2 separate regions of the Mus musculus genome follow, and region 1 is linked to region 2. Evidence: chromatin loops called from intact Hi-C (ENCODE). Cell type or tissue: left cerebral cortex. All regions are shown on one strand.

Region 1 (8,000 bases), 130 kb before region 2:
TAAGTAGCTTAGGGACTACGCTATACAATGTTTAGCATTCCTTAGCTATGTGAGACTTTAAAAGTGGAATGGGCAGGGATGGGGGGGGGGGGGTTACCTGCACACAGCTCTTACCCAGATGCTGGTTTGCTTCCCAGCATCTACATGGTGGCTCGCGGCCTCGCCTCTGGCCTCCATAGTCTCCTGCACACACACAAATAGAAATGAATCTTTAACTCTGGAAAATAAGTTTAAAATTTTGTTAAAAGGCAATCTTCAGAACAAAGATGGAAAATATTAGAAAACGAATCCAGCAACACAAAACAATGTTTTGTGACCAGTGTGGGCTTACTCTGGGAATTCAAGGATGGCTGACATTTTTTAAACCTATTAAAGGTGCCCACGTTAGAAAATAATAGGAAAGCTGGATGACGTCTCTGTGTGGTAAAGATTATCTGATAAAGTCCAATGGTCAGGGCTGGAGAGGTGTCCCAATGGTTAGTCACAGTGGCTACAGTTTTATACACACACACACACACACACACACATACACACACACACACATATACACATATATATATATTTCTAGCCCCTATGAAATAAACTAGGTCCCCTTGCAAATGCCCACAGCCCCAGGACTGAGAAGGGTAAGGACAGGAGGGTTGGTCACTGCTGCTTGAAGACTTGAGCCCCAGGTTCAGGAACAAGACACTGCCTCAGAGGAACTGGAAAAATGATGAAGGGCACCTGATGCCCTTCTTCTGACCTCTGCTTCTACAAACAGGTGAGCGCACCCACACATACATGCAAATAGAGATATAAATAATGAAATATTCTAAAACCAGTTACAGTAAAAATTGTTATAAAATTAGAATAGAAAGGAGTTCCTTAGCCTACTAAGGTAACAGAAGGCCCACAACAAATGTCACAGTTAAATGTTAAAAGTTAAATGTGTTTCTTGAAAGAGAGGTGCCCGGCTTTGACCTCATGGGGAGTCGTGTTTGCTTAAGCTTAGTTCTTGCCACTTTTGTTCAAAACGCTGCTTAGGAAGGATGCAGAGGAACCCTTACTGTAAGGATAGTTTAGCCCCAGGATGAAGGTGTGGTCTCTCCAGGGCTGCATCTGAGGCCTGGTTGTCAGTGAGGGCTTACTATCATCCTGCTTCAGCCACCACAGCCAGTTCACTCTTCAGCTCCCAGCCCCCAGCCGTGTGGGCTTGCACACTAGATATGGGCACCCTCATATGTGACAAAGACACATAAGGATGCCAATGGAGGATTTCTGGAACGTTTTCTGTGGCCCTGGTGCCTTTCTAGGACTCTGCTCTGTATCTTTGCACTGCCACACTGCCTTAACTCTAGCCTTGGTCCCCACTCAATAAGATGACTAGGATCTGCTTCTGTAGGAGTCTCAGCCCTGTGCTGCCTATTCTCCAATATCCAAAACCGGTTTTCACAATTTTTCCCAGTTTTAAAGAATTAATTGGAGCAGGAAGGTAAATATGGTCCTTAGTGTTTTGCCATAGTCACCCATGACCATTACAGACGGACTAAGATGTTTGTTTTGATAAAGTTCTCCATCCCAGTAAACCCATTGTAGGCTGAAAATGTTACAATCACAGCCAGCAACCGAACATCACAGCTTACAGCAAAGCTCCCTGGATCATCAGTTGTCATCCCCCACCCGAATCCTCCTTCCACATGCCGCTGCCAGCATCTCAAAAAAGCATCTTCCTACCTCTCACTAGCCTGGGGAAAGCTCAACATTCCAGAGCCAAGTACATTTCTTCTAAATGAAGAATGCTTCCTCACTATCCTAAATTCAGAAGATCTGATGTCAAGTTATCATAAGCGGAGAACTATCTGTGGGTTTATTGGGGCTGGGGAGCACCACCAGCCCAGACTGGCCTAGAACTCTAGATTCAGCCTCCCAAATGCTGGGATGAACAAGGAAAGCACTCCCCAGGTCTGGCTTGTCTTGTACAATTTCTTAGGTTCCCCCCCCCCACAGACTCCTCCCTCCTCTAGTTGCTTTTCTCGTTTCTGCCTCCCTGTTTCTAAGTAAGCTTTCCCTGACTTTTTTGGCCATTTGTCCCATGCGGACCCAACAGGGAAGAGACTTAGATTGTTCAGCAGCTCTGCTGACAGTGATGGCAAGCTTCCGCAACAGTGTCACTAAGTGATACCTTTGACTGGGAAGAAAGTAACTAGCACTCTTAATTTCTCTTGCCTAGAGGTTCACATGGAGGGAAAGAGCCTGAGTAGTGGGTGTTCAGTCACTGGCTCTTCCTGCTCTAAGGTCCAGTGCACACCATCAGCTGTGCATGGTGAAAATCTGTTTCCCCATCTCTGGCACCTCTAGATTTTGGCCATAGTATGGAATGGGCGATACTCCTCCGCCAGACGTGTGCACAGGCGTTGTGCTGCAGGGTCAGAAAATCACCTGGTTCTCATTTGTCCTTCATCCAGCCAGTGTTCTCTAAGTCAGCTTTCCAGCCCACTTCCAGAGGTGTCATAAGGTTGTGAGCCAGTTAGCACTCAAGTGTATGCCAAACCTGTCCCCATATTTAATGCCATCACAGTTTGTTTTTTTTTTTTTTCCCATCAGTGACAGGTCTAATGCCACTTGTTTCTCTCCACCCACTCAAAGCTGCGTCCTTCGGTACCTCACTTCATTGTATTTGGGGTTCACACCATTTTTCCCCAAAATATCCATGCTAGTTTGTGAGTTTCTTCTCATTACATCAATGACCAGTACATATACACATTAAGCACAAACCTTTTTTTTTTTTTTTTTTTTTTTTTTTTTTTTTTGAGCCTCAAAAGAATTGGTCCTGATCGGGAATTGACGCAGGGTGGTCAACCAAGGCTTGTCATGTACAAAGTAAAGTCTCAAGGAGATGGTGCAACTTGTCATAAGAGTCGTGCCTTAAATGTAGTTTAATAAGCCAGAGGTTGTGGCTTTATCGAGGCTGCTTGGCGGAGGCTCCTGCAAACCCTGGATCCGGCAATTCTGCTGATCTGCATATGTTGCACGGTGATGGGTTCCTTCTATCATCTTCCTCCCTGGTTGTCACTCTCCCAGGGTAGCCTAGTTTGTGCCCTGAGCCCAGAGAAAACATAACAGCAAGAAACAGAGAAACAAACAAGTCTTCCTCCATTTGGTTTTAGAAGCTCCCTGGAGATGGGAAAAAACAAAGTAAGGGCACAGACAATGTTTGGAAGAAAGGAGGAGCCTACAATTGAGAAAGCCCTCTGAGAAGACGGGATTTGTGGTCGGGAACTCTGTCCCATTACCCACGTTCACTTGGAAGATAAGCAGTCTCAGCTGGGTTTGTAAGACTTGGAAACAGAGAGAGTACATGTTCCCTGTGACCTTAAGTAGAGTCCCCCTGAAAGTGTCAGAACCTCAGGAAAGAGGTGTGTCCCCATGTGTGTATCTAAGATCACGATGGCACACACACACACATTTTCCTCTCCATTGCTGTGAATTAACACTGACCAAAATAGACTTGCAGGTTCTAGTTCATCACTGAGATACACCACGGAGGGAAATGCTACTTAGTGACTTATTCCCGTGACTTGCTCAGCTGCTTTCTAATAAAACTCACCTGCCTATGGGTGGCCCCACCTTTAATACTTGGACCCTCCCACATCAAATATTCATCAAGAAAATACCCACAGACATGTCCACAAGTCAATCTTAACAGAGGCAATTCCTAGAGCATCCCTCTTCCCAGGGAACTCTTAATTTGTGTCAAGTTTACAAAAATATAACCAGCACAATATTCAACAGAAATATCTTCAGAGATCACTGTTTTGAGATTCCAGACCATAGACTGTCCTGCCATGTGGCACACCATCTGTCTTCCTTAGGGCTTCATTACTGTGAAGAGACACCATGACCAAGGCAACTCTTATAAGGGGTGACATTTAATTGAGGCTGGCTTACAGGTTCAGGGGTTCAGTCCATTATCATCAAGGCAGGAAGCACGGCAGCTTTCAGGCAGGCATGGTGCTGGGGACGGAGCTGAGGAGCCACAGGAAGCCAGGAGCAGTTTGACTTCCAGGAGGAAGGTCTTTTCAAAGCCCACCCTCACAATGATACACACTTCCTCCAACAAGGCCATGCCTTCTAGTGGTGCCACTCCTTGGGTCAAGCATCTTCAAAGCACCACACCATCTTTATTTTTGTCATCTGAAGCTTTGTCAGCTGAAGTTAGATGTCATAAAATGTGTGAACTAAGAGTTATATCCATCGTTCACAGCTTATATTCAGATATAACATTTCCCATGGAGAAAAGGTGCACAATTGGCCAATCAAAGATGTTCTGGAAACCAGGGGTAAATGAACTCCGCATCTATGGCATGCCAAGGAAGCCAGTAACAGAGGAAAGGCCCCTCCTAACAGTAAGGTGCCCCTGTCATCAGCTCTCAGAATCAAGATGTGATCTGAAAAGTAAGGCTGCTTCAGCAGCTCTCTCCACCCAAAACAACCTCTTTCCTTAAGCTCAAGAATGACCCTGCTTTTATGATCAGTTGATTAAAAACACAGCTAAGACGTAGTAACATTGCAAATTAATTAATTTTAATTTATGCATATTGGACGTTGTAATATGCGTGCACATTTGAAAACCCATTCATACAAATGAGCACATGTTCACTCCCTCCACAGAGAGAACTCACAGCTAACTCAAGTGAGACCTACTTGACCAAACAATTTTACATAGGTCTTGGGTTTAAAATCCGGTACGCGCGATCCCAGCGTCTGACAGAAAGCACTTGTCAAGCACTCTGCTCAGTGCACTCAAAGAAGTCAGACGCAGCCTCACGACACGCCGCCCTTTCGTGTTTGCAAAGTCTTCATGCCGGCTGAATCACAGCTTGCATTTCACTCCTCCTAACACCTTGCAACATCACAAAATATTTGCTGGAGTCTGTGAAGGACGGCTGTGGAATTAGTAAACCAGAGTGAGGCCTTCTGACGCTCCCGCCCTCTCAGCACCTTCTGTTCCAGCGCCCGCCCGCCCGCAAGGCAGCTTGAGGACTCGGATTGCTTCGCCAGATTATGACGATCCTTGGCACCATAGCCCAGGGCAAGAAGGGAAGTAGAGGAAATATTATGGAGCCTTGCAGGTGCTGGTACATAATATTGTCACTTTACAGAATTGGATTTCTAAATGACTCCACGAAGGTGAGTTGCTATGGTAACCAACATTCTCAACTTTTATATCTGGGAGTGAGGATAGCGTGGGCCATTTCTATTTGGGAATATATATTCTGGGTTTAATGAATGACATTCCATGCTCCTACTCCTAGGTAACTAGGGTACATGTAATACTAGACCAGGGAAGGGTCCTTAGCAACCATCTAAAGACACCTAGATAGACACAGGAATCTGAATCGCGGGGAGTGATGCTGTACAGGGACCTGTCTACTCGGGGACCATGTTCCTCTGTTTAGAATTTTTTAGTGTCTTTAAATTTTACACCACACTGCCTTTCCAAAATGGGCTTACACAACGTTCATGAGTAGACAAGCAGGCAGGAGCCACAGGTAAGGACATAGGACAGTGTTCACCTCCACTAAGGTGTTAAGTCAGGTCCATCGAGTCAGGTCCATCGAGTGTGCTTGCTTCTTAGAAGATTCTCTCCAGCACAGCACACGTGGACTCCGTGTATCAACTCTCATGAATTCAGAATGGCGAATAAGGACAGCATAGGAGTTGGGGAGTGGCCGGAGGAGTCCTGATGTATGTGACATGTATAAATTACTGATCTCCAAAGAATTACAATAAGCCACTATTGAAATGAATACGTTATAGTCTCTTTAGTGATTAAAAAGTTAATCCTTTCGATTTTTTTTTCAAAGCCTACCTAGTTTCATGAAACTTTTTCAAATAGACATATACAAAAAAATGCTCCTGGGTAAGAACTTGCTTCTAGTTAATAATTTATCAGCCTATAGAAAATGGAGCCATTAGAAGCGTCTGTGAGGTTCCTTGTGAAGAAGAGCAGGAGCCCTGAGTATCTATCGAGTACAACTCCTTCATGAGCAAGACAAAAGTCCAAACTTAAAGTTAAAAATTAAATTACTACAATATTTTAGTATACTATGGTCCTCGGGAGTCTTTAAACATGTGAGGGTCACTCCGAGAGCTTGTTAAGATGCAGATTCTTGTTCAGGAGGTCTGGGTAGCACCCCACATTGCCCCCATGTTCTCAGCTGGGGTCAGTGCCTCTGATCTTTGGTTTGCACCTTGAGTAAAAACGGCATAATTTCCTTGCTGTCTTCCTGATGTGTTTTCTGGTCACCTCTGACTTTCACAGGACTCTTTCTGCCTTCTAGATTCATGGTGCTCTTGTGGTGTGTAGCATCTGCCTGGCACTGAGGTACCATTGTGTGTATATATATGTCTTTCCTGCACACATTTCATTATCACTGACCACATTGTAAACCCATCTGTTTGCTCAGCTCCGTGCGTGGACTCGTTATAGAATTTGGGCGTTATGCCTTGTGGCCCGAGTCAGGTCCTCAATGAGCAATTAAAACAGCTAAATTATTAAGTGGAAAGCAGAAAAAAGGGAGAGATTCCATGTGGCCACATTGGGAAGAGGAACAAAGAGATCCATCAAACCCTTCGAGTCTGTCTCTGGGGGCATGACATAAGGTCAAAATGTAAATAGAGGCCAAGGATGTGCACATCTAAGCAGTCTCAGTCAGGATGTGGTCCTGTCCACCACTGGTCCATCATTAGTTTCATCCCGCACTGTGTCTCTTTCCAGGAGAAAAGTTCCCCTTTTGGTAGCTGCCCTTCCTTCTCCCACCATGAGATTCCTAGGCAAGTTCCCATTTCTTTGGGATCCCTTGTTTCAGATGTCTGACAGATTGAGAGACACAGTATCTCTTTAGTGTATCTTCATGTCTGCCAGACCAGTTGTCACCTTAGTTGCTGAATGAATGAACTTAGTAGCTAGATGTTCATGAATGAAGTTAGTAGCTACTCATGATTGGTTAATACAGAGGGTTATATTCTCCTTTCACCAACTATGCTTAGGTCACTCACAAGCTCAAGAACGAAAGGTCTTGCCCAAGAAATACTGAGTCTATTCTGACTTGACTCCCCTCTTCTCTAAGTTGACTTTAGAAACCAAGGGCCGTGCAGAGACTTCTAACTGGGTCTCTGATAAAACACCAATCTCTTGTGAGAATATTTTTTAATAGAAGGAAGTATATTACTGGCTTATGAGACACTGTAATAGAAGCACTAGAATATGCTAGAAAGAACTCAGATATAGAAGACAACAGATTCAGGTCCGGAGTGTTATTTTCCTGCTGTGGGTTGTGTATTTTAAGAAAAGTTACTTCAAGTTGCTTGAAATGACTTTCCTCCCTTGTAAAGCGGGCAAACTTCTCCCGTGGCAGCTGTGAGAGCTACAGTACACATTGTAAATTGCCTAGCATGGCGCTCAGTGAAGACAGATGTTATAAACTCAGCAGAATCCCTTCCAAGCAGAATTGAAAATTGAACCTTTGCCTCCGGTCTGAAAAAGCCTGCGGGATAGCGCGCGTGAGAATCATCGCGCCATCTAGTGGCAGACTACATCTGAGCCTGCGGGATAGCTTGTGAAAGAAGCATTCGCGCCACCTAGTGGCTGACTACGTCTGAGGCGCACACCATCTTCTCCATGTACCCATGGGTGGTCATTTGATTAGTGTTGTTCAACAGACATTTGTAAATACCTGAGGGGTACCAGTCCCTGTTTTTGTTACTGAAGCTACAGCAGTGAACAAGATAGACATGGCCTTGCCTTTAGAAAGTTTGTCATCAAGTAGGGAAGACTGAACATAAACAATCGACAAATATAAATTCATTTTGTAAAAAGAAACATAAAGAGTGCGGGGTCCCATGAGTCTAAGGTAAAGCTTGCCTGGGGAAGTGACATTGAAAGAAGAGCAGATTGTGGCCACCTTAGGCATGGAGCAGTCACTCAGCAGCATCTCCCTGGACAGACAGACATA
Region 2 (8,000 bases):
TCTGCCTCTCCAAATCCTCCATCTTTCGGGTGCCTCTTAAAATTCTTCCAGCCTGAACACTTCCAGGTCACAATCTGGAGCTCTGAAAGTATTCACCTCTTTTTTGTTTGTTTGTTTTTTCTTTTTTGTTTTTTTGTTTTTGTTTTTGTTTTGTTTTGTTTTTTGAGACAGAGTTTCTCTGTATAGCTTGGCTGTCCTGGAACTCACTCTGTAGACCAGGCTGGCCTCGAACTCAGAAATCCACCTGCCTCTGCCTCCCGAGTGCTGGGATTAAAGGCATGCGCCACCACCGCCCGGCAAGTATTCACCTCTTATTTAGTTGGAGTCCATCAGGACTATTGACGCATGTGTCTCTCCGAGCTTGCTGGATGCATCTGGATCTTGCGCCTCCTTTGGTTTGAAACTCAGGGATGAGCACTATTTTGAACCCTTATCATTAGCTGCTATAGAAATGCCAGGAAGGATTTCTTGCTGTCGCCATATTGGACCCCTGAGGGCCTACTGGCCCCAGACATAAGCACCTGGAACATGGAGCCTGATCTAGAGAGATGTGGAAGGAAAATAGAAGGGAAATAAGCTGTCAGCCCAACCATTCTGCTTCTTCTCAGCCATGCCCACTATGTGGGCTCTGGCCAAACCAAGGCTCCGTTTTACCCTCACGGGGGCGGGGAGGGGGGATTCCATGGTTCAGTTGGAGGGAGATGAGAGGATTGTGCCGAACACCTGGTTCCTGCTGTTCCTGAGGGCTTGGTGGGTGCAAGACCAGACCCCGATGTCTGTCAGGGGCTCACGGAGCTTATCCAGGGCAGACCTTAGTCTGGAGTGTTTCACCAGTTGTAAACTCATTTCCCCAGAGAGGAGAGAACTAGGCTGGGTCTCCCAGCTCTGTAGCTCTCACAAAAGCTTGCTGTGTTTCTTCAGTCCCATCCCCACATCTGGTTGTAGTTACTGTGCTAAAAATGTATCCATCCTGCTTGCTGTGTTCACAGTTCAGAACATGGGGCAGTCCCAGTGGGGAAAGCCCTCATAAATACCATGCATTAAAAATAAATAAATAAATAAATAAATAAATAAATAAATAAATAAATCAGTGCTGGGCACTTACAGACTTCCCTAAAATGGAAGCCCAGGGCCCTCTCCTCAAGCTCTGCATGTCAAAGCTCACCTGTGAAGGTCCCACCAGGTGGGGACCCAGAACATGACAGGATCTTTTGGCTACCTAGGAAAGGCTCATTTCCAAAGCTGGAAGAACAGCAAGGCTAGGAGTCAGGACACCTGGTTCTGCCTGTTGATTTTCTGAGTGACCAATAGCCTGCCACTCAGGGTCTTTGGGGCCTTGCTTCTCCATCCCGGGCATAATCAGTTCAGTCTCCATGGCGGCTACGATTCCAGGAAGGAGGAAGAGTTATGTGTCCATGTGTTTATAGCTGTACGTGTTCTCAATGCCTACAACAGTGCCTGGCACGTAGGAGACACTTCACAAATGGGTTCACATAGATGACTGTTGTAGGGTTGTTCGGCTGTGTGCTTCATGCTTGACCACTGGGACAGGGGGCAGCCAGCATCATCTCTGAGGACCAGCATCCGTGGGCCTTTCTGCACTAACCCTGCCCTATGCAGAGCGAACGGTGCCCTTACTGCTGTGTACTGTCCCATCCTCAGCCCTAGTCTCTACTCGTTGTCACTCTGGGTCCTTTCTCCTAAATAATTATGGGTACAATGAAGGAAGGACTTTTAATCTTCAGTGTTTCCCAGAGTGTGAAGTTCAGTATACAGTAGGTGTTCAGTAAATGCCTCTCAAATAAGTGGCCAGAAGACTAGAGGACGTCCTCCTTCCCCATCTCTCCTCTCCACTTCCTTCCCCCTCCCCCAACCTCTCCTCTACCTTCTTTTTCATCCCCCAAATTCTCCTCTACCTCCTACCACACAGAGTAGCCTGGAACTCATTATTGTAGCCACTATTTTTGACCTCAAATTCGCAGCAATCCTCCTGCCTCAGTTTCCCAAGTGCTGTGATAGCAAGTGCTAGGCACAGACACTCATGCCTAGACACATACATTATCTTATATCTTAAGATGAACATTTAGAGGGTTATGCAAGACACAGGAATGAACACTCAGCCGACATCATAAAACCTAACCCTGGAGAAATGTGGTGTTTCTTACTAGAGGTTGACAAAGAACACTGGGCTCTGGGAAACATCTACACACACACACACACACACACACACACACACACATTAACAAACTGTAAGAGGATATTGGTTTCTTTTCTGCTTGCTGTGAACAAATATCTGACACAAAGCAACTCTGGGGAGAAGAGTTGCTTTATTTTGCCTCATGGGTAGAGAGGATACGGTCCCTTGTGGAGGGGAAAACATGGCAGCTGGCTCTGTAGTGACAAGCATGTGTAGAACTGAGACTTCTCCCATCTCTGTGGGGGATGCAGAGAGCTGACAGAGACTGGGGCTGGATCATAAAACCCCAAGACACATAAAACCCCGGTGACCCCCTTCCTCCAGCGGAGGCTTCATATCCTAAACAACCTCTCCAGACAGCGCCACCACCTGGTAACAACATGTTCTAATATAGGAGCCTATGAGGCCATTTCACATTCAAACCACAGAATGATCATACAGTGAACGATCAAGAACAGAGTGGGAGAGGAAGAGGGCGAGAGAAAGTCCTGAGAACCATCGTGTCACGTTTCACCAGGAAGCAAAGAGAAAGGGTGCTTAGCATTGCCTACTGCGGACTGTAGGCTGAGCTGTGGCCAGGCAATGAGCAGCTCTTGTGTCTGGGGCAGAACCAGTTCAAATGACCAGGCTACAGCAAGATGGCCAGAGATGGAAGCAAGTCATGAGCTCTCATACCGGGATGGGGTTTGTGGAGTAAGGTAGAAGTGCATGTGTCCAGGGAGATCTGGAACCCCTATGAGACTCTGGTCAGAAAGATGGCTGGGTGTGCAAGCAGGCCAAGCACTCAGGGTGATGCTGGTGGTAGGTGGTGCGCAGAACATGACCTTTCCCACTCCCGGGGAGCCACAGAGGCAGAGAAAGAAGTGGGGGAAGTCCTTCAGGAGAGAGGGCAATGAGGCCCAGGGCCAGACCTCTCTCAATTCTCAGCAGATACGTAGGACTCCTCAACTCTCCCTCCACCTTTTCTCTGCCAGGCCCCAGTTTTGTGTCACCCCACAGGGCTTTCATCCTTTGTCTACTCTCTGTTGTATTGTGTGCTTTTAAAGCGTCTAACACAGCTGGTCCTTGGTCTTTTTCTGGTCTGTCTTTCCCTAATGAAATCTTTAAGCTGAGGTATCACAGGCGCCTGGCATGTAGTAGGTGCTAAGTAAATGAACTAGTGGCCTGCTGCACAACATAAATCAAGAGTATCAAATGTTAACAGCATGTATATTGTTGCTGGGTAACAACAGAAGTCCCATCCCCCACAATATAGGTCCTGAAACTTCGGTCATATTGTTACTCTTAACCAATATATATATTTAGAATATATGTATATATTTATGTATATATATTCTAAACTTCAAATAGTCCAAGTAGAATACAATCCTAAATCTAGCCTGGTTAAGGGACACTCAGGCATGAGAGTCTCTCATGGGATCATAGCCAGCCACAGAGTGTGGGTAGAACAGGTTTCAATGGACGAAAGCTTTACTTAGCAATCTACGTGTCTTCCCAAATAACAGATTTAAATAAGTAAGGCAAACTGTGAAAATCTGTGGTTAAAAATGAATAGAGGGGTGGGAGTAAGGAGTCTAACAGATGGTCACCGTGCCTTTTCTGTGACAGGTAGGACAAACCAGGCACGCAGACACATCTCTAAAGGGCTTTTGGCAGCGGCAAGGCATGCTTAGCAGCATCCCACAGAATGAGTCCTGCACAAACAAGCTTCAGTTATCTCAACCAAGAGCAGCTCTGGACAGGTAGACATCAGGGTCTACCTGGACCTCACATGTGGCCACAAGTCATGCTCTACTAAAAATGAGAAAGGGGGCAAGATGGTTTATGCTCAGCTAAGAGCTGAAGGCCCCACCAAAAGTGAAGAGAGACCCCGAGTTGGCTGAGTTACATCCCTTCGGAATGGTATCCTCAAAACTCCTTGTCCACCTCACCTGCCACTCAGCTGTTTGGTAACTAAGACTGCACATTGCAGTGGCCTCTGCAAAGTCCTCTCTTGGCGGAGGAATTTTCTTCCCCCAGTCAGATGTATCCCCTTGGAAGCAGAGGCTAGCCCACATTCTCCAGCATGTGGTACAGAGTCTTCCCACACAAGAAGTACAGCTATACTCGATCTAATTTTCTAATATGCTCTTTTGTTTTGTTTGGTTTCATGGCAGCATCTTATTCTTATAGCCCTGGCTGGTCTGAAATTTAGTATGTAGACCAGGCTGGCCTCAAACTCACAGAGATCTGCCTGCCTCTGCCTCCTGAGTGCTGGAACTAAATGTGTATGCTCCAATATGCTCTTAGGTTTGGAGACAAGGTCACATGTCCTTAGAAATTTCCCCTCTTCATGGTCCCTGGTACTTGCATAGGCAAACATGGAAACTACAGAGGGTGGAAACCCCAGGAAGAGCTAAGCTACAGGGTTTCTACCAAACCTAGGTAGTGGGGGCAAAGGAAGCCAGTTGTGACCTCAAGGAAGAGGGTGTTATCAGTGGGTCTGCCCAGACATTTTTCTAACCCACTGGTCACAGGATTACAGAAATCCTTCCAGCCACATCATCATTAGCATCATCGACCCTCAAATCTAAGAACACAGAGACACAGGAAAGTCAGAGAGGTTTTTCCAAGGTCACAAAGTTAGGATTGGTGAGCCAGTGCTCAAACTCCACCAACTGCACTCCATACCTTTTACCTTACCCCCCCCCACCCACACCCACACACACTCAAATGGCAGTGATCACATGCAGTCCCCCTTGCCCTCTCCTGTCACACAGGGTCCCAGGTCCCTGTCCAGAGGCCACGGGATGAGCAGAGGCTCCAAGTCTTGACCGCAGTACCTTGGTGAAATCACTTCTGAACCCAGAGAGGTTCTCATCAATAATCTATAAAACAAAAGTCATCTCAGTGGGCATCTGGGCGATTGAATATGCTAATCTATGTAAAAGACTTAGAGCAAGGTCTGGCCCCAGAAGCTTTCAATAAACTCGCTCCGTTATTAATAGGATTGCTCCAACTGGAGCGTTCCAGGTCTCTCTGGCTGACCTCCTCTCCTCTACAGGAGGTTTGTGAATTGACTTCCAACACCTCCCTGTGTTTTTTCTCTCTCCATCTTCTTTGCCCGCCTTCTCTTCTCCTCCTCCTCCTCCTCCCAAGCCTGACGTGCCATTGAATCTGTTTAATTCACCCAAGGCTCAGAGCCCCAGATCCCTGAATGTGACAGATTGAGGGGGTGGGCTAAGAGTGGAGAATGGCAGAGTTGGTGTAAGAGGACTTAAATAGACTTGCACATGCTCCCCTTTCAAAGCAGCAGATTCTGCCCCACTGTGGGGCAGCTTTTGTTTTGCCTTTCCTTGAGTAAGTGGGTAGATGTTTTTCTCTGTTTCTTCTCAGCAGGGTGCCGTGTGTGTGTGTGTGTGTGTGTGTGTGTGTGTGTGTGTGCATGCATGCATGCTCCATGCATGCATGTGGCTTTGCATACATGTTCTGGTGTGATCTTAGAACCCCAGTGCCTGATAGGTGGCAAGCACTCGAAGGGCTAGCTAATGAAGGAAGCCTTTTAAAACCCCCGGTTCCTTCTCTGTGGCTCTGTTACCCATCCTTGCTTGCTTCTGGCATCCCTCTTCCACTGTGTAGGAACGAGGTTTCAGCACAAGGTTCCAACACAGTGAATGCTGGGGCCTGAGCATTGAGACGAAGCTGAGCACACCTCCAGAGATGGAAACGGTGTCCTGGAGATCAGCGGTTCTCAACCGGTGGGTTGAAAGACTTTCCCAAGGGTGGCATATCAGATATTTACATTACAGTTCATCACAGTAGCAAAATTACAGTTACGAAGTAGCAACAAAAATCATTTCATGATTGCGGGTCACCACAACATGAAGAACTGTATTAAGGGGTTGTGGCATTGGGAATGTTGAGAACTGCTACTGTAGGGTTTGAGTTAAGGGCTGATAAGAAACCCATTCCACTTTCTGAAGGCTGAAATCATAGAGGCTGAGCTCTCTTCACTTGGCCATGGTGCATCAGAGGACCCAGGCTCAGTTCTTATCCCACTGTTTACTGAGTAGATCTCACTCTGACCAAACCCTAGCTCCCTCTCGGATGGAGCAGAGCCACAGGTTACACCCCCAGTCAGTCTGACAGTGAGTGGGTGCCTCTTCAAGCTGAAAGCCAGGAGAATATGGGGCACAGGAACTGAGACTCTCCAGATATCAGAGAGAGAGAGAGACAGACAGACAGACAGACAGACAGACAGACAGACAGAGACACAGAGAGAGACAGAGAGAGAAGGAGGGACAGGAGGAAGAACGGAAGACTCTCTCAGACTCTGTCAGACCTGGTGGGACATGGTGGTGGGTGGAGGCTGGAAGGGGAGGCAGCCATTTACCGGCACAATCAACAAACAAGGGCTGAGAACACAAAGCCAGGCATTGTGCAAACTCTGAGGAAGTAAAAAGGAATTCTTATTTATAATTTACACCCCACCTACTTCCAAAGAGAATTTTAAAGGTGACTCACAGTGAAAACCACATATGAAGCAAGATCACTGAGTTAAAAATTGAAAAGCCAATCCGTGAGGAGAAAGAGAGGAAGTCTGTATTACTTAGTCACCACATGCCAAGGTCCTTCTGCCCAATGGCTCCGGTTTACAGAAGGGGGCGACAGGAGCCAGGAGGCGTGGCCAAAGCCAAGAGAAAGACAGGCCACTCAGGTCCCTAGGGGCTATCATATTTTAGAGAGCATGAAAACATTTCAAATTTTCCTTTAAAACTAGAATTTAACAGAACAATTAAGTTAAAGAAAATGGATTAATATCTAATATCAGTGGACTGGTCTTTACGCTAACAAAATCATATTTAATTTGGGGGTGGAAAAGAGGCTCACAAGAGTCAAATCTGAGATCCCCAAAGCATGTAGTGAAGCCTGGGGTACACACTCAGGCCCATAACCTGCGCTGGGACACTTGTCACTAGATCTTCAGCTGGAACATCACCACAATGAGTGGGGATTCACAGAGATATGCAGGGGACACAATCACTTTCTGTACGGTGTGACTGGAGCAGAAATGTGCTTTGGATTTCAGATTTACTCCTGTAGCTAATCTATCCTTAGCAGCTCTACTAGGTAGAGCAGGGGAAAGGAACCCTTGTTATCCAAGTTGGCAAACTTCTGACTTGCTTTAGTAATAGAAAATGGTCATTCGTAGGTGACTCGTGGGTACAGGTAAATCCCAGTCTTTTGAATTCCCCTTGTGCCCCACATTGGCAAATGATTCTGTTTTCCCAGAAGCATGGGGAGGCTGTCTGGGTTCTCCATGTATCCTGAATCCTTACTGTCTTCAACAAGTGAAGCCTGCTCCAGCACACCTATGGATTCACCTCAGATGTCACTGTCACCATCATACGTCTTTATTCTTCAACACGCCCTCACTTGCCTGGCTGTGCCCTGGCATACTAGAGAGCAGTGTGGTAGAGTTGACAATGGAAGTGGCAGGGAAGAGCGTAGGCCTGACTCCACCTAGTCTCTCCCCCTTCCCTATTCCCACAGACCACAATGATGGAAATGTCAAGTGTCCCCATCTCAAAATCTATTCAGTCAGGCTCACACTTTACATGTTAGATGGGATTCCTTTCTTCCCTTGACAATAGCTTGCTTTCCATCAGAGAAGCAAGCATTGCTTTCATGAACAAAACCCAGAAGAACAATATTTATAGGCTGTGGGAGCCTATCTAATAACCATCGTAGGATATCCTAGGAAATGTGACCCCACACAGACAGGTTCAGCAGGAGCATCCACTTATGCTGATTTCAAATTACA

The links. A loop is a pair of places that touch in the nucleus more often than their neighbours do. Peaks named below come from ENCODE experiments on the same cell type or tissue, not always from the same donor. Only the 100,000 strongest peaks of a DNase experiment are listed, where the experiment ranks them.
Region 1: it touches region 2 in a loop (12-fold over the local background); 2 of 42 quality-filtered maps call a loop at or near these places.

Annotation. Positions count from the first base shown.
Region 1 is chr17:87,037,008-87,045,007 of GRCm38, forward strand. Gm30421 (a long non-coding RNA gene) reads right to left here. Exons shown (of 3, transcript XR_877089.2): 3 at 2,801-8,000. Among named protein-coding and RNA genes, the nearest start is that of Gm30421, 9.9 kb to the right of the region's middle. In left cerebral cortex, a CTCF peak has its summit at 7,606 (motif pointing left); DNase peaks (open chromatin) are centred at 1,287, 1,694, 3,755, 4,961 and 1 more place.
Region 2 is chr17:87,163,839-87,171,838 of GRCm38, forward strand. No RefSeq gene overlaps it. Among named protein-coding and RNA genes, the nearest start is that of C330024C12Rik, 27 kb to the right of the region's middle. In left cerebral cortex, no CTCF peak of the experiment used is centred here; DNase peaks (open chromatin) are centred at 3,735, 5,433 and 6,617.